3 separate regions of the Homo sapiens genome follow, and all the other regions are linked to region 1. Evidence: chromatin loops called from intact Hi-C (ENCODE). Cell type or tissue: natural killer cell. All regions are shown on one strand.

What was found. Peaks named below come from ENCODE experiments on the same cell type or tissue, not always from the same donor. Only the 100,000 strongest peaks of a DNase experiment are listed, where the experiment ranks them.
Region 2: it touches region 1 in a loop (9-fold over the local background); 7 of 110 quality-filtered maps call a loop at or near these places.
Region 3: it touches region 1 in a loop (26-fold over the local background); 8 of 110 quality-filtered maps call a loop at or near these places.

The regions. Positions count from the first base shown.
Region 1 is chr4:15,227,579-15,235,578 of GRCh38, forward strand. The region is part of intron 2 of C1QTNF7-AS1 (C1QTNF7 antisense RNA 1); the gene reads right to left. Among named protein-coding and RNA genes, the nearest start is that of C1QTNF7-AS1, 200 kb to the right of the region's middle. In natural killer cell, CTCF peaks have their summits at 4,126 (motif pointing right) and 4,327; DNase peaks (open chromatin) are centred at 4,133 and 6,223.
Region 2 is chr4:15,998,555-16,006,554 of GRCh38, forward strand. It overlaps PROM1 (prominin 1), which reads right to left. Exons shown (of 28, transcript NM_006017.3): 13 at 7,984-8,000; 14 at 1,942-2,065. Among named protein-coding and RNA genes, the nearest start is that of FGFBP2, 39 kb to the left of the region's middle. In natural killer cell, a CTCF peak has its summit at 3,026 (motif pointing left); a DNase peak (open chromatin) is centred at 3,017.
Region 3 is chr4:15,952,638-15,960,637 of GRCh38, forward strand. FGFBP2 (fibroblast growth factor binding protein 2) reads right to left here. Exons shown (of 2, transcript NM_031950.4): 2 at 7,608-7,974. Among named protein-coding and RNA genes, the nearest start is that of FGFBP2, 6.5 kb to the right of the region's middle. In natural killer cell, CTCF peaks have their summits at 3,792 (motif pointing left) and 3,997; a DNase peak (open chromatin) is centred at 3,784; H3K4me3 peaks cover 581 bases; H3K27ac peaks cover 2,105 bases.

The DNA.
Region 1 (8,000 bases):
TGTATGGGTTCAAAACAAGAGCTCAGCCAAAAGAAAGTAAATTAAATTTTCTTTAAACATGATGTTTGAAGGTTCTCCAAAAGCTTGCAGTTTTTCTCTATTTTCTGAGCTCAGCTGGTGGGAGACACAGGATGGCCTCTATCCAGGATACTCCAAAAGTCTCAATGATTGGATATGACCCCTTGTGTCAGTCAGGTTTCTCTAGACGGACAGAACTAATAGGATATTTGTATATATGAAAGGGAGTTTATGAAGGAGAATTGACTCACCTGATCACAAGGTGAAGTCCCACAATAGGCCGTCTGCAAGCTGGGGAGCGAGGAAGCCAGTGGTGGATCAGTCCAAGTGCCAACACCTCAAAAGTGGACAAGCTGACAGTGCAGCCTTCAGTCTGTGGCCGAAGGCCCAAGAGCCCCTGGCAAACCCCTGGTGTAAGTCCAAGAGTCCAAAAGCCAAAGAACTTGGAGTCTGATGTTGGAGTGCAGGAAGCATCCAGCACGGGAGAAAGATGGAGGCCTGAAGACTCAGCAAATCGGCTTCTTCCACCTTCTTCTGCCTGCTTTTCCTAGCTACGTGGGCAGCCGATGGGATGGTGTCCACCCACATTGTTCGTGGGTGTTCATCTCCCAGTCTACGGATTTAAATGTTAATCTCTTCTGGCCATACCCAGAAACACCCAGATACATCCAGAAACAATACTTTGCATCCTTCAATCCAATCAAGTTGACACTTAATATTAACCATCGCAATCTTATAATCAGAACAATATCACAGGGATGAAAGGAAGAAAGTGAAGTCCTATTTTCTTGGAAAAACTTAGGGTCAAAGCCAGCGAAGCTGGGATCAAAAAAGAGATACAACCCTCAGGCAAGAAACGAAGCAGGAGCTGGAACTGAACAAGAAGCACCTGGGTAATCAGAGCACCTGGAGAGGAAGAGGCTTGGGCTTACATTTGCTGATGTCTGGGAGGTTCCAGCTGACCTGAAGTTCAGGTTAAAGGAAATAGCTGCAATCTATGATGAAATCCCCATCACCCACTAATAAACATCAAGTGTTCCTATGCGGGCCCTCCAATATCAAGTAACAATGTGTGCTAAATACATCAGCCCCCGTACTTCCTTGCTGTTTTGTAGAAAGATTGGTGTACTTTCCTCCTACCAAAGTCATCTTACAGATAAATTAATTCTGCTGTTTTTAAACTGCCTTTATCTCCATGGTCTTGGCATTTACGTGCCACATTTTTTTCGGTTGTATGTTAATGTGATATTTGTCCATTAAAATTCTGAAAGTCTTTAAAATGAGAGGAAGAAAAAACTTCCCGGATGTTCAGCCTAATATACCTTTCTGGGTGATCTCTGCCTTTCATTGTCTTTTAATTTTTTTTTTTTCTTTTGAGCCAGAGTCTTGCTCTGTCACCCAGGCTGCAGTGCAGTGGCACCATCTCAGCTCACTGCAACCTCCTCCTCCCAGGTTCAAGCGATTCTCCTGCCTCCGCCTCCCAAGTGGCTGGGATTACAGGCGTGTGCCACCATGCTCAGCTAATTTTTGTATGTTTAGCGGAGACAGGGTTTCACGATGTTGGCCAGGCTGGTCACGAACTCCTGACCTCAAGTGATCTGCCCGCCTTGGCCTCCCAAAGTGCTGGGATTGAGCCACCATGTGAGCCACCACGCCCAGCCTCATTGTCTTTGAATCCTTCTACTACTCTGTAAATTGTAGAAAGCTGAGTCATGCAAATATTTGTGACCAGATCAATGCAAATGAATTGTGTCCCATAGAATGCAATTGCTCTGTGGATACTTATCAGTTTGTATCTATTAAGAAAATTTATTTCTGCATTCCTGGTTGCCTCAGAGTAGACACTCAAAAATGTTTGTTGACTGAATAAATGATATATGAATGAAGCTTAAAATAGAAACCATAAGAACCCTCCAATTAAAGTGTACCATTCTTATAGGTAAGGTGGGATTCATAGCACACCGCTCATCTTTCAGCTGCCAAGGAGCCTTGTCCACAATGCCTCTAGGCCCTTCAGCCTCTACAGGTTCAGCTACTCACTACTTAATGCTCACTCAAATATAGTCTCAAATGAGGGCACTCCCACTTGCTGTCTTTTTTTCCCCCTCCAGTCCTTGAGATACCATGCATGGGTGGGATCTTTGATCTTCTGCTGAATAAAGGCAGCAGACTACCTAGAAAGGAAACTGCAGAGTTACAATAGGTACACCTCACCATGGAACACTATACATCAATTACAGAGAGAAAAAGAAGACAGAGGGAGAGAGAGAGAGAGAGAGAGAGAAGTGGCAGAAAGATGTGGAACTTATCCAGGATGCCGAACGTTAAAAAAACTCAAATTGCAGAAGAACATGTTAGTATGATCCCATTCTTGTTAAAGCACTCGCATATAAGTTGGTGTATTCATGAAACAAAATGAACACAATCATATGCCAAACCTTTAAAAGAAAGTTGGGATTACGGAAAATGTTTCCTTTACAGACCATGTGTTTCTGTAATGTTTCAATTTTTTTTTTTACAATAATCACATATCACTTTTGTAGTAATAAAAAAAAACCTACAATTTTTTTAAGAGGAAAAGCAGTTGATTCTACAAATAGAAACCCATCTTAGTTCACTTGGGCTTCCATAAAATATACCAAAAACTAGATAGCTAATAAACAGCAGAAATTTATTGCTCACAATTCTGGAGGAAGTCTAAGATCAGGGCACTGCAGATCCACTCTCTGGTGGGGGACTGTTTTCTGGTTCATAGGTGGTGCCTTCTTGCTCTGTCCACACATGGCGGAAGAGGCAGCGCAGTTCTCTGCGGTCTGTTTTATAAGACACTAAACATTCTCACCTTACGGTATTTCTACCTCCTACTACCATCACATTGGTGGTTAGGTTTCAACACATGAATTTTAGGAAGATACAAACATTTATCCCATAGCAGAACCCTAAGATGCAGGCCCCAAGGCAGTTTTTGTGGGTGCCCAATGTAGGAAACATTAGTTTTTATAATATAATACTATTTTCAATCAGAACCAAAGAAAAAAAGAAATTGGGCAAATAGTGTTATCTTCAAACACAAAAGATAGCAACATTTTCAATGTAATGGTTTTCAAAGTACTCTGATAGAAACACACCTGGAATAAAACAAAGTTTATTAGGATTTTTCACTGTTTGATAGTGTTCATTATCTTACAATGACCTTAGTGCCAGGAATAATTCATCAGAGAAGTCTTCCTGTCACTGACGAATCTTGAAATGCTTTGTAAGTTTCCATCAATGTCAGTGTTTCCCAAGCTTGCTTTTAAAAGCATTTATTAAGCATCTAATGGGTGCCTGATATTTTATTACTTTCTTTCACATGACTATTTTCTTTTTGATTAAACCTTATTTAGTAAGTATTATTTTTCTCCTGTTTTTAGATGAGAAAACAAGGACTTAGGGTGGTTAGGAAACTACCTGATTACCAGCCACCTTGATATGAGGTAAAATGGGGAATGTGTGTATAAACGAAATAGAATTCAAACTGGAACCACTGTGCTAAGTGAACACAAGTGTCTCATTTCGTGGAGGACTCACCTTGGGCAACTGGCCCAGCACTCCTCAGTTATTTAGATCTAACACTTCCTTACACATTTGGGGAACATTGTTCTCAAACAGAAGGTCAGATGGTCCCTGAAGTCTACACATGAACTCCTTAAGAAACATTCCCGGAGTCCTATGACTAGGAAATAGCTTAGGTTTCTATGAGCTCTGATCCATTTGGATAGTTATAAACTCCCAAAAAGTGATATCTGAGCAGACATCATGTGTCATCGTGAAAATAAAATCATTGCACTGACTTATCTGAAATAGTCCTTAATATTCTAGCCACTGCCCCCTTAAGGCCATACTGTACAGACTTTTGGATTTGACAAACGTGGTCATCACCACACTGACAATTTAATCCCAATACTTCAGTGATGGTGCTGTGTGCTCACTGATATTAGGTTGGTGTAAAAGTATTTGCAGTTTTTGTCATTACTTTCAATGGCCAAGCCCGCAATTACTTTTGCACCAGCCTAATTCATTTTACCCTAGAGGTAAGCAAATGTGGCCATATTTTTATACCAGCACCAGGGGGCAGCAATGTGCAAATAAGGCCGCTCTGTGGCCTCCTCTGTTTGGCCTGGTTTGGGAGGAGGATGTGGTTCTCATTCCCTAGTGCTTCTCAGATTTAAAATAATGGTAATGTAATCATTTCAGCTCTGCTCTGGAAACTGCTGGTGCTAATTCATTTCAGATAAAAATACGCAGACTACACACATGTGCATCAAATCAGTCTTTTCAGGACTCAGGGTCTGCTCATTTGGGCATTTGTTCACCTAACCTTTAATCAGAAACTACTGCGTGCCAGGTACCGCCCTGGATGAGGCCATGCTCCCATCCAGTGGGGAAACAGACACACCCCATCCAAAACCACAACCTTCCCTACTTTTTCAGTTTCCCTTAAGCACTTATTTTTTAAATTTTTTTCTTGTGAGTGATTTGTCTACCTTGTTGGAACATAAACTCCTTGACAGCTGGGATTTTTATCTGTTTTGTTCACTGGAGTATCCCTAGCTACTAGAACAGCACCTGGGACATAATTAGGGTTCAATAAATATTTTTTGAATGAACAGGTATAAAATTATTGAGACACACCATAATGGAGGTGGACGTGCATATCTTCATATGAACTAGATTACGCTAAATTATTCACTTGAATAAATTTATTGTTTTATCATTCCCACTAGCAGTGAATGGGAGTGATGCCCGAAAATAACATTAAATTATCTGGTATTAGCATTAGAAGGAATTTGGGACATCACCAAATTCTCCTTTTACAGAAGAAGAAATTGAAGCCAAAGTGAAGAAGAGATTTGCCCAAGGCTACCTACATCCAGACGGTCGCGTCAGGATTCCAAGCCAGGACTTCTGACCCCAGCCCACTGTGTTTTCACCACACACCCTGCTGCCTGCCTGACTTTTTCATTTTCCTCAAATATCACCTCCTGGAACTATCAACTGCATAAGTTAATGACCTGATCTGTCTAATTCTTATTTGGTAATTGGCAGAGACCAGACTTGGCTGTCTGCATTCAAGGTCTCCAAATCAACCCTCTTAAAGGCATCTCTGCTCAGCCTCTCTGCATGAGATCTGGTATTTAGTTCCTAGCACCCACTGTGTACTAAGTTCTTCAGAAACATGTGGTCATTTGAACCTCACAACAATCCTACGCAAGTGCTATTACTATTCTCGTTTTACTGATGAGAAAATATAATAACAGTGTACATTGAACCCACAGGGCATGCAGCAGGAACTCAGGATTGTTCTAAGGATTCCATACTTGTGAGCTCATTTAATTCCCTGACAGCCTTTGAAGTGAGTGCTGTTACTGTTTTCTACTGTAGACATGGATATTGAAGTCAAAAGAAGGCAAGATGTTTGTCCAAGGCCATATCGCTGGGAAATGGCAAAGCCACCCTGTGTTTCATTACTGTGCTCTCCTTCCCCACTGAAAACAGAGGAGCTGTGGAGTCACGGGCACAAGGTCACACGGGCTGTGCCAGCTGAATCCACTTTTGTGCATGGTTTTTTCACAACGAGCTGGAGGTTTGGGCCAGAAAACCCTTTTGTTTGAAAGTCACAGATCTGAAACTCAGCACAAAAGAGGAGAAAGTGATAATGCAAAAGCTGCCTGGGCTGCAAGCAGCGTTTCCTCTTTGGGTTTGTTTTCCTTTCTAATTTGCCAAGCTCTTTCCAGGCTGAGGCAGCTGCCACACAAAGCTCTTGAGGAGATCCCACTAGCTGGCCAAGGGACAACCATTAGACAGATGGGCTGGACCTTCTGTTTCCACCCTTCCATCTGGGCACCAAGAGCCTGGGTCTGCCGTGGGTGTGGGGACACCCTGAAGCTTGCCCATTCCAGGCTCAACCGGATAATGAACTGAAGTCACCTCATAGCAACTTGGACGTGATGTTTGTGGGAATGAAGCTGGTTTGCTCTGTTATTCTGTTGAATTAATCTGGGCTCTGAGCCCCCTTGAAAATCATCAGGAGAACACAATCTAAAAAGATGGGCAGGAAGTGGTTCTTTTGCTGGCCGGAGGTGATTTTGCTGATTGAACTTTTACATGTGGTACGGAACAAATGAACAGAAAAGGCTCGGCTTACGAATCCTCTGCCGTTAGTTCATCTGCACATGTTCTGACCTCTGAAACTGAAGCATGCTGGTAAATCTCAGAGCCTCTTTCCAGCAGTGTCAAACAGTGTGATGAACAAAGGCTTTGAAGTCTGGTATACCAGGGGGTGCTTCACAACATACCCTGGGTGACTATATGACTCTGCCAGGTAACTTTGCCTCTCTGAGCCTCAGTGTCCTCATCAATGAAATGCAAGTTATAAAGCCTTTCTCACAAGGTTGTTGTAAATGTCTGGCACCTAGTATGTGCTCAATAAATAATGCCTATTATCATTCGGGAGAAAACTTTCATGGCCTAAACTATGGCAAAGGAGCAGGTCTGAGTCCTGGCTCCATCTCCTGCTGGCTAGCGGGCTTCTGACATGTCATCTCCCTTCCTGCAACCTTGAATTTGACCTCTGACTGGAAGCGAGGAGATTGAAATATTCCCATCTTTAAGGTCTCTGACTAATCTGCAGTGACTCTCCCACTAGATGATCACTTCCTCCCGTACACACGCTCGCTCACTCTCTCTCTCTCTCTCTCTCTCACTGTCTTCTAGAGTTCATGAGGGAGGAGGATAATACAGGGATCCCAGGCTCTTTGCTGCCAATCTCTGGGAGAAAGACAGGATTTACTGAACAGCTACTAAGTGCCAGGTGCTCATTATTTATTCTCCCACTTAAACCCCTCAGTAACCCTTGATTGGATACTGTCGTCTGTAGTTTACAAAAGAGGAAATAGAACCTGGGGAGGTTTCCACAACCTTCCCAAAGTCACAGTAACTGAAAGAGGCAAAATCCATGCTTATACCCATCTGCCTATTTCCCAACCACTTCTGCTCTAGATGATCTCAAGACTTTGGTAAAATGAAATTTATTTTTCTATAGACAGGTCAGGCACCCATGGTCTATGAAAAACTCACAGCAAATATTGCTGCTGATAACAGCGAAGCACTTTTCCAACTCCACTGTAATGCTGAAATGGGAAGCAAATAAAAGAGGTATTTCCTAGCCTTTTATGATGGACACATTTACAATTTAATTTAGTCATACTGGTTTTGTAGAGTAATGAATCATTTAAGAAGAAAGCCCACGGTAAACAATTCCAATTAGCCTTTGGAAAGCTCCCCAGATGCTGTGGTTTTGGGTTTTCCATGTTGCAGCTGATTATCCCAGCTGTAGCCACATCAGCCAGCTCATCGCATAGTGCAGAAGAAAACACAGTCATCACTGAGCAAAAAATCACTGAAGACAAAATGAAGTCCTTCTTGCCTTGGCTTTTCTCCTGTTATATTTTTGATAATGTCTGTTAGGGAAATGACCAAAAACAACTAAGAAACAACTTGATATTTCCCTCATTTCACATTCCCTGGGCAGCCACTGATGGGTTGAAGAGAACCAAATTACTAAAATGCACTTGGTTGTTGGATAATCAGGGGAAGTGTTTTGTATCTCAGGGTTTGGATGTGACATTTCTGGCCCACTCTACAGGGCAGAAACCTAGCCATTCTTTCCTAATTGCTAAGTTCCCCTCATAAAATCCATCTCCAGGGGAAAACTTTAATTTAGATAGGTCATAAGTTGGAGCCTCTGCCAAAGACAGCACAGGCCGAGAGAAAAGACAATAGTTCTGCCACGGTAATCCTTGGCCACCAGAAATGATGGGGACAGCTTCCTTTTTCCCCTCCCTAAGAAGCTATTTTTCTATTTGGTTCATTTTACTTGTAACAGCAATGGATAGGATTATTAGACATCAAAGCCAATCTGAAAGAAACTCCTTCGACCC
Region 2 (8,000 bases), 770 kb after region 1:
AATTAATATTCTGTTGAATGTATTTTGGAAATTTTTCATAACATTATTTTTCTGGTTGATTTCCAACTTATAACTAGAAAATAATAGTATAATTGGAATAAATCAATTTATTATATTTATTGATGGGTAGCATCAATCAAAATTATTAAAATTACTTTTTTTGAGAACTTTTTTTTTTTGAGACAGAGTCTTGCTCTGTTGCCCAGGCTGGAGCGCAGTGGCGCGATCTCAGCTCACTGCAACCTCCCCCTTCCGGGTTAAAATGATTCTCCAGTCTCAGCCTCCCGAGTAGTTAGGACTACAGGCACCACCACTGCCTGGCTAGTTTTGTAGTTTTAGTAGAAATGGCATTTCTAGTAGAAACAGCATTTCACCATGTTGGCCAGGCTGATCTTGAATTCCTGACCTCAGGTGATCCACCCACCTCAGCATCCCAAAGTGCTGGGATTACAGGCGTGAGCCACCACGCCGAGAACTCTTTAATCTTTAACCTTTATCTTAATAAAACAAACACATTATAAATAGAAGCAGAGTAGACCATTTGATCAGAATAGCTAATATACAGCCATTAAGTGGTGGACCCAGTGCTGCGCTATTTCTCTCTCTGGACAAAATGTATTAAAATTCACACACTTGGCCGGGCGCTGTGGCTCACGCCTGTAATCCCAGCACTTTGGGAGGCCAAGGTGGGCAGATCACGAGGTCAGGAGATCGAGACCATCCTGGCTAACGTGGTGAAACCCCGTCTCTACTAAAAATACAAAAAATTAGCCGCGCGTGGTGGCGGGCACCTGTAGTTCCAGCTACTCGGGAGGCTGAGGCAGGAGAATGGCATGAAACCGGGAGGCGGAGCTGGCAGTGAGCCTAGATGGCACCACTGCACTCCAGCCTGGGTGACAGAGTGAGACTCCGTCTTAAAAAAAAAAAAAAATTCACACACTCTCTGCCTCTGCATCATACATATTTAAGATGGGCAAATCAATGCATGACTGTACGCGCTTGAGAAGTAGAAATGGTTTTGAAATATCCCGTACTTAAGAAAAATTATCTTTGAATGATTCGACACTCTACAGGAGATAATGATGCCTGGCTTGATGTCTTTCTTTTATCAAAAGGCCAAATGGAGATCATTTGACCTGCTGGTGATCTCAACTTAATCTCCCTCGACCAGTGAAATAACTAAAATACTGTGACAACAGTATTCTCCTGATTTCATAACAGATCTTAGGCGGAAAAATGTATATACAATGAAAGAGTGAAATAGAAATATATTTTAAAAATCAGAATCTGGAGAAAAAAAAAACACAGAAAAGCCACAATTAGAAGCCAGACACTTACAACAAAATTTCCTCATTAATGAAGAAAGCAAAACTGCCAACTGGTCCCCCGGAGTCGGTGGGAGTTGGACTGAGAGGGAGAAAGCGAAGCTTGAATTCATTTCCTGGTGGCACTACTAGACGTGTGCCAGGTCAGCCCTCTGCCACGAGTCATCCGCTTATCAGTCTCTTTCCCTTCAAATATAGGGCTCATCTGTGTGGACACCTCTGTCACCTGGGAATCTCCCAGGGTGTGTGGGAGGAACCTGGGAACTGATCTTCTGATGTTCCCAGCCACATTTGGAAACTACTGCTGAGGAAAATTCTTTTCTCCCCAAATACTGCAATCCACATTGAGCGGCAGGACTTTAACTCCTGACCCTGATTTCGCTTATGATCAGAAAATAAGGACGCTCCCATATTTTTTTTTCTCTTACAAATAGAAAGGATCTACTGAATTTATTGAATATTTGAAAATTTATTGAATTTAATAATTTCAAGAAATTTACTGAATTTAAACCAAACTGCTTATAAGTTTGCACTGCTCTTAAAGTAATGCACAATATATGAAGAAATCCAAGTTTCTGTTCAAGTCCTTTCATAATGGGTAGAAAATCATATTTACCCGGAATAATTCCTTGCTCGTGTAAGGTTCACAGATCAGTTTTTCCACATTTGCACCAAAGACAAAGGTAAGAACCACAATGATCATCAATATCCAGCAAAAGAGGAAACTTAATCCAACTCCACTGGAAAAAAATATAAAGTTAGTAATTCAACAAAGAATGATTCAATATTACCTACTGATACTTACTAAATCTACCTATACTCTATAAAATAGCCCTGGGGTCTTCAGTGTTATTCAGGTGAAACAGATCATCCACCTAGGAGTGACACAGGGCTTGGGGACCTGGAGAGGGGCAGCTCCAGGACAGGCAAGGGTACACTGGATGGGGGCCTGGGGACCTGGGGAGGGGCAGCTCCAGAGCAGGCGGGGGATCACTGGATAGGGGCCTGGGGACCTGGGGAGGGACAGCTCCAGGGAAGGCGGGGATGTACTGTATAGGGGCCTGGGGACCCACGAGGGGTAGCCAATAAGGGGCTGAAAGCACACGAGGAGCACAACCCGACTTCTCTCTGAACGCAAGCACTCTTGGCACAGTGTAAAGGATAGACTGGACAGGTGCCAACGTGGATGGGACATCATTGCAGAGGCTGTTATCATGGCCCATGAGGGTGGCCTAAGGGGGCAGGATTGGTGGAGAGTTGGTGGATGATGGAGATGTAATATAGGAGACACAGGAGGCATAATATAGGAGGCAGCAGGACTCGGAAAGCGCTGAACACGAGAGGTAGAGGCAAGGAAGGGCTCCAAGGGCAGTGCCAGGGAGCGCTGATGCTCTGGAAGGAAAGAGAAGATGGGCTGGATGTTGGTCTTGTTGCCAGAGACACTGAATGGAAAGACTGTGTAGGAGTCAGTATGTTTGGAGCTCAGATATCTGGGTTTCGGATGTACCTTAGGGAGCCAGCAGCTTAGCCATGGTCATTTATCCCCAGGGCTGGCTTGGAGAGAGAAACAGCCTAGGGCTGGGTCTGGAAGACTTCAACATTTACAAAGATGGGTGGTGGAAGGAGGGGCCAGCAAACCAGACCAAGATGATGAGGCAGAGAAGTAGGAAGGTAACTATGTGGGTGTGATGCCACCTAGGGGACAAAAGGAGTGTTTGCAGGAGGAAGGAATGGTCGGCTGTCACCAACCAATGTGCTGTCTGCATTGCACAGAGAGGTCACTGCCAACTTGAAACAAGTGCAGTCATGGGGGAGGAAACCACATCGGAGTGGACCGGAGAGTCAGCAGGAGAGGAGGGCACAGGCAGCAAGCGCAGATCACTCCTCTGAGAGCCTGTGTGGGGGAAGGAGAGCTATAGGGAAGAGGCAGTGTGGGTAAAGAGTTTCTGCTTTTATTTCTGAAGAAGGGAGAGAACAGAGCCTGGTTAAGTATTGAGTGAAAGTCAAGGAGACAGGAAGAGAATAAAGACATGGAAAAGAAAGGGGATGATCCATTTTATCAGGATCAGGGAAAGGAATGGGATTGAGAATATAGCTGGCGGGATCAACCTGAGCAGGCAGGAATCCCTCTGCTTCTGGCACTGCAGAGAAGGGATGGATGTGTTTGAGAGCAGGTGTGTTTGGAAGTTTGATGATGGGAAGTTGCATGATGGCTTCTATTTTCTCTGAGAAGAAGGAGGTAAAGCCATCTGCTGAGAGAGGGGTGAAGTAGAGGAAAATGGACGTATCAGAGTGAAAAGACTGTTGCAGGAAAGTGTGGGGGGTGTCGAAAAAGAAAAAAAACAGAAAGAGAAGGAAGAAAACAAAAGAAATAAAAGAAAAGATTTGTCAGACTATGGCAAGTCCATTTGAGACAGGAGATCCTAAGTTTGTAGGGATACCCAATGTACCCGGTGCGTAGCTTTTCTCTAGCAGTGCTTAGCTGTCTAGATGTAGACATAGAGAACAAACTCTTAAATCGATCTAGGTGCAGCTGCCAAATCAAATACCATCACTGGTGCACACTAGGAAGGAGCCTCAGAAGGGTGTGGGCTGATGCTCGCAATCACCACAGCATCCCCTCCTAAGGGCACGATTCTCCCCTTTGCCTGCAGATGCCAAAGCCATAATTACAATATTTGTGTATCTTCACTAAAATAAATAGCAAGTAATGTTCATTGGAAAGGCCTAGGTCAGCCTGACTTTCTCTGACCTACAAGGCTTCTGAGTCTGGGAGAGCACAAAGAAGAAGTGAGTGAGGGCCATGCCAGGATCCCTGTCTGAGCATGTGTGTCTGTGTGTTGGAGTTAAACAACTCATATAAACCAAGACAGCTGTCTAAAAAGGGCACCATGACTCTTACTCTAAATCGCATACAGTCACTATCTCCAGCCTTTATTTTCTAAATATGCACATTCCTAGATCAGGGGTAGGGGAACCACTGCCCAAGGTCTGTTTTTCTAAGGTTAGTGAGATAATGGCTAATGTGTACTGAAAATATTGAAAAGGAGGAAGAGGAGGGGGAGAATAAGAGTAAGATGAAAGAGCAAAAGAAGGTGAAAAAGAACAAGAATATGCGACAAAGACTGTGTATGGCCAGCAGAACCTAAAATATTTATTACTTGGCCCTTCTTGGGAAAAGCTTGCTGACTAACCCCTGATTTGCACAGTTAGGATAATACATGCATCATTTTCTGACCCCCTTTCAAATGCATTATCTTAGAAACTTTTGTCAACAAATTAGGACTGTCACCTAGTTATCATTTCAGGGGCCATGTGATCTTCCACGCATGGATGTGTCATAACTCACTTGGCCACTCTTCTACAGCTGGACATGTAGGCTGTTTCCAGTGCTTCACTATCATAACTAATACTGCAAAACACCTCCCTCTTCATGATGATTTCTTCACAGTTTGGCTTACTTCCTTCACCTAGATTCCCCAAAATGGAAATTATTCGGCAAAGAGCATCATGGTCTTTTTACAGCCCTTGCTATATAGCCTGACAAACTGCTTTCCATAACCTCAGAAACTGCCACCAGCCATAGGAATGTGCCCAGTTTGTGATACCTGTGGCTGCTCTTGGCATTGTTGTCAATACCTAAAATGGGAAGTTTTATGATGGGCTTCAAATCACGAGATGCTTGTGCCTCTGTTAGATCTCCTTATCTCTGGAGAGGCCTCCTACGCCCCCCTGCAACAGATAATACATTCACCACTGCATCCTATTCAGCTGCTAAAATGCTCCTGGGGCCAGGGGTAGCGGCTCACACCTGTAATCCCAACACATTGGGAGGCTGAGGTCGGAGGATCTCTTGAGACCAGGAATTCAAGACCAATCTGGGCAACAAAGCAAGACTGTCTCCACAAAAATAAAATTAAAATAAAATGCTTCTGGGACCATCTGAAGATAAAAGATCAGAGCAGAGCCAGGGCTCTCTGACTTTCCTCCTTCCAGATCTTTCACTGGTATCCTTTTGGGAGGTAAGAATTCCTGCTTGGTTTTGAAAGAGACCATGCTCTTGATTGGATGGTGTCACCATTTTTAAAGAGCAGGTGGTGTTTTGGTTGCAACAAAACTACACATACTCTTTCTGGTTTCTACAAGCAAGTAAACAGTTTTAAAAAAAGAAACTGCATTCTTCTAATTAGTCTGATTAGACTGATGACGCTTGTATCATCTCCTCCTTTTGCAATTATCCAGTTGTTTACCAGATACCTCAAGAAGCAGAGAATTCTGCCAAGCACAGCAAAGCGTGCCATGCTGACTGGTTGCATTCAACAATAAAGAAATCATAGCCACCCTAAGTCTGCAGACTCCTTGAAATGAATCAAACAACATCTGACAGTTACCAGCCTTCTTCCTGCTGCTGAGATGAATCCTATGGCCTCCATGCCACAGGTCTCCATGTCTATAGAATTAGTATATCTAAACTAAGGTAGCTTTTAGCCTCCATCAATTTGTTGATGATTTCTCTGTTTTATTTTTTCTTTCTTTGAAGCTTGATATCACATTTTTTGTTGTATCCCTTTAAAAAGTGTGAATAAAATTTCGATGAGGGGTGCACCATTTTTCAGAGCAATTTACCCTACCTTTCAAGTAGTTAAAAAAGATGGAAATATAGGTATATATACACACCCCACCAAAACACTAACAAACAACCAAGTTAAATTGTTGTTAAATTTGTAACATTAAACTTAAAATCAATTAAACATTAAAAGTAATGGCAAAAACTGCAATTACTTTTACAGCAACCTAATAATCTTCTGTTTAATGTATTTTTGTGTATCTGTGTACATTTGAACAAGAAGGGAAGACAAATTCATTTTTCCTTGCAGATGTGATTTCTCCTTTTTTTCTTCTCTGTCCACAGGTACTTGCAGCTAATCTTTCTTTCTTTCTTTCTTTCTTTTTCTTCCTTCCTTCCTTCCTTCCTTCCTTCCTCTCTCTCTCCCTCTCTCTCTCTCTCCCTCCCCCTCTCTCTCTCCCTTCCTTCCTTCCTTCCTTCCTTCCTCTTTCTTTTTTTCTTTATTTCTCGCTCTCTCTTTTTTTTTTTTTTTTTTGACAGAGTCTCACTCTGTCGCCCAGGTTGGAGTGCAGTTGGCACGATCTCGGCTCACTGTAACCTTTGCCTCCTGGGTTCAGGTGATTCTCGTGCCTCAGCCTCCCAAGTACCTGGGATTACAGGTGTGCACCATCATGCCCAGCTAATTTTTGTATTTTTAGTAGACATGGGGTTTCACCATGTTGGTCAGGCTGGTCTCGAACTCCTGGCCTCAAGTGATCTGCCTGTCTCGGCCTCCCAAAGTGTTGGGATTACAGGCGTGAGCCATCGTGCCCAGACAAATATAATTTCTTAAGCTTTGGCCTGTGAGCATCTAAGCTTCTGTTTGTGTGGAGTTCTTTGTCCAGCCCTGGTAGACCTCAGGTCATTAGCTCTAAGGTGATTTTACGACTCTAGTTTGTAAAGGCCTATACCATACTGGAGCCTAATTATTGTAGGGAAAGGATTTATAATCATAGCTTGTAAGAAGCCTGATTTATTGTTCCAGTGACCCAAAGTTTTTTGTTTGTTTGGTGTGTGTGTGTGTGTGTGTGTGTGTGTGTGTGTGTGTGTGTGTGTGAAAATTTGGTTTGAAGACCCAAAGTTTTAAAAAACAAATTAATCAAATTAATGTACAGCATCTGCTCTCCAGCCCGCTCACTCACAGCCCCGTGCTAGTGACTTAAGTGGATAAATGAGAGAACACGACTCAGGTTTTGGTTCTTCACTCCCCAAAGGAATTGTTTCAAACCTTAACCACTGACCTAGAGCCCCATCTCACTCCCTACTGCTGATTCTTCATGATCTTATCAAAAAGAGAATATTGACTTAGAACCCACACAGCTCTCTCCCTGCAGAGCATTCAAAGCCATTACACCACATCCTAGCTTACATTTCTGGCTCTGGCCCCGGTTGCACCTGGCTCATGCCTGCTATGCTTTGTCGTATCCATAGAGTCACAGGTTTTTCAAAGACACTAACTTGGAGGTCAATGTCTTTGAAGCAGGGACAGTCGCTCCAGTCTTCTGCCGCAGGCATACCTCTCCCTGCTGCCTCACACCTGTTCTCACGCCTAATCTAGGCTACCTGTCTAAATCCTAAGGGTTCTGCCTTGGCAGCCTTAGTTCTAAATCAAGTTTCTAGAATTTCAAGCTAGCAATACTGCTGACCAATACTGCTGTCCCACAAGAGATTGGCTCAGCCTCTGGTGAGTGAATAAATGAATGAATGAATGAATGACAAAAAGAAGGAACAATAGAAATCAAGAAAGCAAGTCTAGCTGCTTTTAAAAGGAGCCTGCCATATATAAATAGTGTGCTTAAGCTGGTCTATCAAAATGCAAGTAATTTAGTGTTGTTGTTGTTGTTGTTTGTTTGTTTTTAATGTTTAGGCTTGACAGAAGTACCCAAATCAAGGAAGGTCCCATCACAGCAGGATCTCTCCTCCTCGCGACCTGGGAGCTGGAACCCCGCGTACGTGGCCCAGAGGGCGCCGGGTTCATGTAACACCAGAGTCAGCACCCAGTCTCTCTCCTGCATTCCCACTCCCACATGACAGAGAGGAGCAGACACTCACACCATGAGGAAGACGCC
Region 3 (8,000 bases), 730 kb after region 1:
ACAGGAGGCAAAAGGCACTTCTTACATGGTAGCAGTAAGAGAAAATGGGGAAGAAGCAAAAGCCAAAATCCCTGATAAACCCATCACATCTCATGAAACTTATTAACTACCGTGAGAATAGCATGGGAAAGACCATCCCCCATGATTCAATTACCTTCCCCTGGGTCCCTCCCACAACACATGGGAATTCTGGGAGATACAATTCAAGTTGAGATTTCAAAGGGAACACAGCTGAATCTTATTATTCTGCCACTGCCCCCTCTAAATCTCATGTCCTTGAATTTCAAAACCAATCATGCCTTCCAAACAGTCCCCCAAAGTCTTAACTCATTTCAGCATTAACCCAAAAGTTGACAGTATGAAGTCCCATCTGAGACAAGGCAAGTCCCTTTTGCCTATGAGCCTGTAAAACCAAGCTAGTTACTTCCTAGATACAATGGGGGTATAGGTATTTGGTAGATACAGCTGTTCCAAATGGGAGAAATTGACCAAAAGAAAGGGGTTACAGGGCCCATGCAAGTCCAAAATCCAGCCAGGCAGTCAAATTTTAAAGCTCCAAAATGATCTCCTTTGACTTCAGGTCTCACATCCAGATCACACTGATACAAGAGGTAGGTTCTCATGGTCTTGGGCAGCTCTGTCCCTGTGGCTTTGTAGAGTACAGCCTCCCTCCTGGGTACTTTCATGGGCTGACGCTGAGTGTCTGCAGCTTTTCCAGGCACACAACAGTGCAAGCTGTTGGTGGATCTACCATTCTGGGGTCTGTAGGACAGTGGCCCTCTTCTCACAGCTCCACTAGGCAGTGCCCTAGTAGGGACTATGTGTGGGGGCTCCAACCCCACATTTCCCTTCTGCACTGCCCCAGCAAAAGTTCTCCAAGAAGGCCCCACTCCTACAGCAAACCTTTGCCTGGGCATCCAGGCATTTCCATACATCTTCAGAAATCTAGGTGGAGGTTCCCAAACCTCAGCTCTTGACTTCTGTGCATCTGCAGGCTCAACACTGTAGGAGATCAGTCAAAGTGGTGGGAGAAATTATAGGCAAAGGGCACAAACCTTTGGAAAGGTCAGAAGGCTCTGCAAAGCTTCAGGGAGAATAAGATAAAGGCAGCTGTTCTCTTACCCTGAGGCAGTGGGTGAGAAGTAGGTACAAGGGAGTGCAGGGGAATTTATCTAAATAGGCTTGTTTACTCATTTTGACCAGAAAAAGACCTTTGATCATCCGCGCGTGACCAGTTCCCTAAAAGGAGAATAATAAATGTTAATTACCCACAGACTGTGTTTGCTCCAGGCTTTCGGCATTATGCCTGTACTAAATAAAAGCAAGCAGCTCCAGCTTATCGAGGCTGCTCTTTTCTTTGGTCCCTAGTGCCAGCAGCCCCCTAGCTGCTCTTACACTGCATGCCTGTGTCTGAGTACTCCTTTCATCTGTCGCTTGGCCAGGGTCTGCGGGATGGACCCAGCAGCTGGTGCCCCTGTGAGACTCAAAACTTCCAAGGCTTGAGGCTTCCACCCTCTGAAGCCACAGCCTGAGCTTTACATTGGCCCCTTTCAGCCATGGCTGGAGCAGCTGGAACACAGGTCACCAAGTCCCAAGGCTGCGCACAGCATGGGGACCCTGGGCCTGGCCCCCTAAACCACTTTTTCCTTCTGGACCTCTGGTCCTGTGATGGGAGGGGCTGCCCTGAAGGTCTCTGACATGGCCTGGAGACATGTTCCCCATGGCCTTGGGAATTAACATTAGGCTCCTTGCTACTTATGCAAATTTCTGCAGCTGGCTTGAATTTCTCCCCAGAAAATGGGTTTTTGTTTTCTATCGTATAGTCAGGCTGCAAACTTCCCAAACTTTCATGCTCTGCTTCTCTTTTAAAACTGAATGCCTTTAACAGTACACAAGTCACCTCTTGAATACTTTGCCGCTTAGAAATTTCTTCCACCAGATTCCCTAAATCATCTTTCTCAAGTTCAATCTCTAGGGCAGGGACAAAATGCCACCAGTCTCTTTGCTAAAACATAACAAGAGTCACCTTTGCTCCAGTTCCCAACAAGTTCCTCATTTCCATCTGAGACCACCTCAGCCTGGATTTATTGTCCATGTTGCTACCAGCATTTTGGACAAAGCCATTCAACAAGTCTCTAGGAAGTGACAAACTTTCCCACATTTTCCTGTCTTCTTCTGAGTCCTCCAAACTGTTCCAACCTCTTCCTGTTACCCAGTTCCAAAGTCGCTTCCACATTTTTGGGTATCTTTTCAGCCACGCCCCACTCTACTGGTACCAATTTACTGTGTTAGTCGATTTTCACACTGCTGATAAAGACATACTTGAGACTGGGAAGAAAAAGAGGTTTAATTGAACTTACAGTTCCACATGGCTGGGGAGGCCTTAGAATCACGGTGGGAGGTGAAAGGCACTTTTTACATGGTGGCGGCAAGAGAAAATGAGGAAGAAGCAAAAGCAGAAACCCCTGATAAATCCATCAGATTTCATGAGACTTATTAAATATCATGAGAATAGTATGGGAAAAAGACTGGGCCCCATGATTCAATTACTTCCCCCTGGGTCCCTCCTGCAACACATTGGGAATTCTGGAAGATACAATTCAAGTTGAGATTTGGGTGGAGATAGGGCCAAACTGTGTCACCTAGCAAAGGATTTTTATGCTCATATTTTTCTTAGCCATTTTATTCAAAGCAGCTAGATGCCATAATTTATGCATCATCTGGAATCACTTAAATTTTTTCTGCAGAAGGTGTGATTGATAATTGTGAAAAATGTCAATAATTGTCCTAGTGTCCAAAATGCCCCCCAAATCAAATAACCTTTGAATTGCTGAACGTAAGTGCAGGAATGTATAGTGGAGATCATGTAGGTCAATGCCACCAGTTTAAATCCATCCATTTGATTAATTGGACAACTATTTGCCTTATTTGTAAAAACTAAAGCCCCACCTGTCAGGTTCCCCTCAAGTACTAAGGGCAGAATCGAAAATGCACAGATTTCTCATATTAAATGGAAGTGGAACACTTCATAGGGCAAGTCTGGTCTCATAGATAATTCTCCTTACACAAGTAAGTTGAGACCTCACCTTTAGGGTCTTCTTGTCCCTCTCTTGATTACTCAGAGGGACAGCTTTTGACTACCTGGAGACCACTCCCAGGAAGTCTGTGAGGATGCTGGGGCTTGGTTTACTGAAGACTAAAAGTGCTGGTGTCCACCTGGTGGCAGCAGCCATCTAGCCCTAGAGACAACTCTGGAAGAGCTGCTGCAGGAGGAGCCCGTAGCCCAATGAGCTATATGGAAAGCCATTACCTTTGCCTTATTCAGTGCTCGTAAGAACCAGACATGCCTTTTTCACCTACTCTTGGGTACAGCCAGCAAGCTGTCTGGTTGGTGACAACTGACCGGTATATTAAGGACACTCCTCTATGGGGCTATAAGCTATTGACAGCCACTACTGCAGCCTCAGGAGACATTTTTGTAACCCTTGTGGATGCCATGGAAGGGATGCATATGAGGTGAGACAACATGAAGCCAAGTGGGTGACTGGACCCTCCAGCCCTGGTGGCCAGCATCACTGCCTCAATCCATTATTGGACTGGAGATGGTAATCTTGCCACTAACACAATAGACTCAAAAGTTAAACCTCATCTGAGTGCCACAGAGAATAAAATGGCCTACTGGGACTGTGGTTCCTCTGGTTCCTCTCCACAGTTGATCTCTCAGTCTAAAGGTGACAGGGATCATTAGCTCTGGGGGTGGGGCCTGACTTTGTCTGGCAAATACAATACGTTGGTCCTCTGCTGTCACCTGGTGGCCATTACTGGTACGCAGTGGCAATTGACAACTGTCATCATGGAGTTGCCATTCTGTGAAGCTGGCAGATTCCGGCCACACCGTAGTGGCACTGGAGACTATTCTCTGCTTGGCTTAGTATCCGGTTCACTTGTAATTAGACGATGCCGTACTGTTCACAGCAATGGTGCCCCCAGTAGTGGGCTAATGGACAAAACATTCAATGCACATTTCATGTCCTTGGTCTCAGGTTGGCGTCATTTTTAAGTGGTAAGATAGACTTTGGAAGATGTGACTGAGAAAATTACTAGACAAATGATGTTATCGGCACTGTGTCCTACACATCTTTAGCAGACAATGTGAGCATTACATGCAGCTGATCCTCAGAGGAAACATTCCCCTTGGAGGAGGTGATTGGAGAAAATCAGGACAGAAGAGGCAGGGATTCAGGGAGATCGGTTCTCTATGTCTATGATTTCACCATAAAATCTCTCAACCGCTGCTCTTTTTCTTTTTTTAAATTGACCCTACCACCTGGGAATCTTCACTGGTTTCATCATTATTTGACACCATCAGTGACAACACAAAGAGGGTGACTCCAATCTGTTGCTTCTACCACTCCCTGGTTTGGCTTATTGAATATGGAAGATCATATGATTAATTGCTAGAATTTGTGAACTGTAATGAACTCTTTCAGTGGCTGAGTTCTACTACTGTTCCCAGCCCTCATGATTGGTGACCCATCAATGAGGAAGGCCTGGGTGTGGGTGAGTACTTGATTAATAAAGATGGATGTAGCAGTTACTGAATTAGAACAAATAGATTATGTCACTGTCGAAGGAAAGGAGCACCCCCAGTATTAGGGAGAAACCACCCTTTACATTTCAGTGTATAAACAAATTTCAGTTCATTTTTTTGTATCAAGTAATAGTAGATATTCATATTTTTCTCATGGATATGCTGTTATTTCAGCACCTTTTGGTGAAAAGAATTTCCTTTTCTTTTTTAAAATTTCTTTATAAAATTCAAATAAAATACGTATATCATAAAATATGCCATCTTAACAATTTTAAGTGTATAATTTGGTAGTATTAATTACATTTGTTATGCAACCATCACTGCTGTCCACTTCAAGAACTCTTTTAATCTTATAAAACTAAAACTCTGTAAACATTAAACTAACTTCCCATTCTCACCTCACCATAGTCTCTGGCAGCCAACATTCTACTTTTGGTATCTGTGATTTTTGACTAGTCTAGGTACTTCATATCAGTGGAATCATGCAGTATTTGTCCTTTGTGACTGGCTTATTTTATCTGGCATAATGTACTCATGGTTCGTCCATATTGTAGCCTATGTCAGAATTATCTGCTTTAAGGTTTAACAAAGCCTTTCCTTTTAGGATGACTGAAATATTGCTTGGCCAATGTTACTCTGCATAAAACACATGGAAATGTTAAAATACACATTTCTGGGCCTCACCCCAGATACTCTGGTTCAGTTTGTCTGTGGTGGGGCCTGAGAATTAGCATTTTTTTTGAGATGGAGTCCTGTTCTGTCGCTCAGGCTGGAGTGCAGGGGCATGATTTTGGCTCATTGCAACCTCCGCCTCCCTAGTTCAAGTGATTTTCCTGCCTCAGCCTCCTGAGTAGCTGGGATTACAGGCACCTACCACCACGCCCAGCTATTTTTTGTATTTTTTAGTAGAGATAGGGTTTCGCCATGTTGGCCAGGTTTGTCTCAAACTCTTGGCCTAAGGTCATCTGCCCTCCTCGGCCTCTCAAAGTGCTGGGATTACAGGCATGAGCCACCGTCCCCGGCCAAGAATTAGCATTTCTAAAGCTCCCCAGCAGAAGCAGATGCCTCTGCCCCACCTGTCACCCTTTGGGTAGCACAGATTTTCATCTTTAAAATCACTGGTCAGCTATATGGTGATGTTAGTTTAAAATGTTGGTGAAAAATGGTCTGTGACAAATCCCAGCCTATCCTGTGATGTTTACAAATTGAACGCCATGAGCATTAGAATTGGGTGAACCTGGATTTCTCTGCTGTCCTGACTCTTAACAAGCTGTGTACAACTCACCTCTCCAGACTTTCAAGTCCCTTGGTTTATAATTGGGAATAAAACTACTTACCTCCTAGGGATGTAGTGAGAGCTATATGAGGGGGTGAGTGAAAGGCTCAGAGCCCTTATAAGAAATAGACTTGGTATGTCACAGTAGATGCTTGATGTATATATATTTTAGAAACTCAACCCCAGCAAACGTCCCCTGGCTGCCCCCACCCACCGCCTTCTGTGTCATCTCCAACACTCATCAATGTGTTGTCTTGGTTTCCACTACTTCACTGCACTTCTAAGATGTGAAACCTAGTTGGTTAGTTCATGTCTCCCCTAGCCAATGTGTTGCACAGTGCCTGGGACATAGTTGATGATGAATAAATATTTCTTAATTGTGTGAACTACATATAGAGGCCATATTAGTAGTCTTCAACTCAGGTTACACATAGAATTGCCTGGAAATTACTTAGGATACACCCCAGAGATTCTAATTCAATTAATTAAGGGCGGTGTTTCTCAAACTTGGCTGCATATTAGAGTCACCAGGGGAAATGTAAAATTGCACATGCTCAGGCCCCATCCCTGGCCAGTTACACCGTAACCTCTGGTGCTGACGTCCAAGCACCAGTGTTTTTGAAAAGTTGCCCCAGGTGACTCCATTATGTAGCTAGGGTTGGGCACTGCTGGGCTAGTTGGGGAAACAATTTAAGTACATCAAGAGTGGACTAGTGGGCCAGGTACAGTGGCTCACGCCTGTAATCCCAGCACTTTGGGAGGCCGAGGCGGGCGGATCACCTGAGGTCAGGAGTTCAAGACCAGCCTGGCCAACATGGTGAAACCTTGTCTCTACTAAAAATACAAAAATTAGCTGGGCATGGTGGCACATGCCTGTAATCCCGGCTACTCGGGAGGCTAAGGCAGGAGAATCGCTTGAACCCAGGAGGCGGAGGTTGCAGTGAGCCGAGATTGCACCACTGCACTCCAGCCTGGGTGACAGAGCGAGACCCATCTCGAATAAATAAATAGCCATTAGAAAAAAAAGAGAGAGAGTAGACTATTAATGTGTTCTTAGGTAAGACAAATACGAAATTAAGAAGTGAGTCACTTTTCGCGTATGTCTAATAAAATCTAATTTTCTTCCTTTCCAACTCTGTTGATTAATTTAATTGCTGAGTGTACAGGGTTGTTCTTTTTCAGGTTCACTTCTCTATCTTTTTGGCTAGTTGCTATTGCTGCATGGTGGCTGTGCTGGGTTGAATAGTGCCCACCAAAAATTTATGTCCATTTGGAATCTGTGAATATGATCTTATTTGGGAATAGGGTGTTTGCAGACATGATGGAGTTAAGATAAGGTCTTTCTTGATTAGGATGGACCCTAATCCAATGGCTGGTGCCCTTATCAGGAGAGGGAAATTTGACACACACGCAAGGGAAAATTCCATGTGAAGACAGAGGCAGGGATTAGAGTGATATGTCTATAAGCCAAGGAATGTCAAGGATTCCAGCAACTTTAAGAAACTGACAGAGAGGCATTGAACAGATTTTCCCTGAGACCCTCCAGGAGAAACTAACTTTGGTGACATCTTGAGGCACTTCTTGCCTCCATCACTGTGAGAGAACACATTTCTGTTGCTTTAAGCCACCTAGTCTGTGTAATGCACGATGGCACCCTGAATAAAATAATAGTGACTTCATGGGTATACATGATCCCTATAGCATCTAGGTATCACGTTCATTAAGAAGACTAAAGTCGTATTTCTGAAATCATTCTTTTATTTTGCACACACATAGCTGCTATTTACTGAACACTGGAAATTCATGAATGCGTTACATATTTAAACTTTCATAGAAGGCTCAGATCAACAAAGCAAAACTTCTACAGATAATAAGTAGTTGTGTATGCTTGTCACTCTTGGGCCCATCAGCACCTGTTCCCTATCATATTGCTGAACTCTGCAAACTCCAGAAAGGAAGGTTTCTTTTCCAAACTTCAGAGAAGCTGCAGATCAAGAATTTGGGCCGTTGCATCTGATTAGAAACTCTCTTCTTCCAGTGTGAGAACGTTGGATTGAAAGCGGCATAATATAAAAAGAGATGGTTGTCTGTCAGGGAGAGGTCAGATCTAAAAAAAAAAAAAAAGAAAAAAAA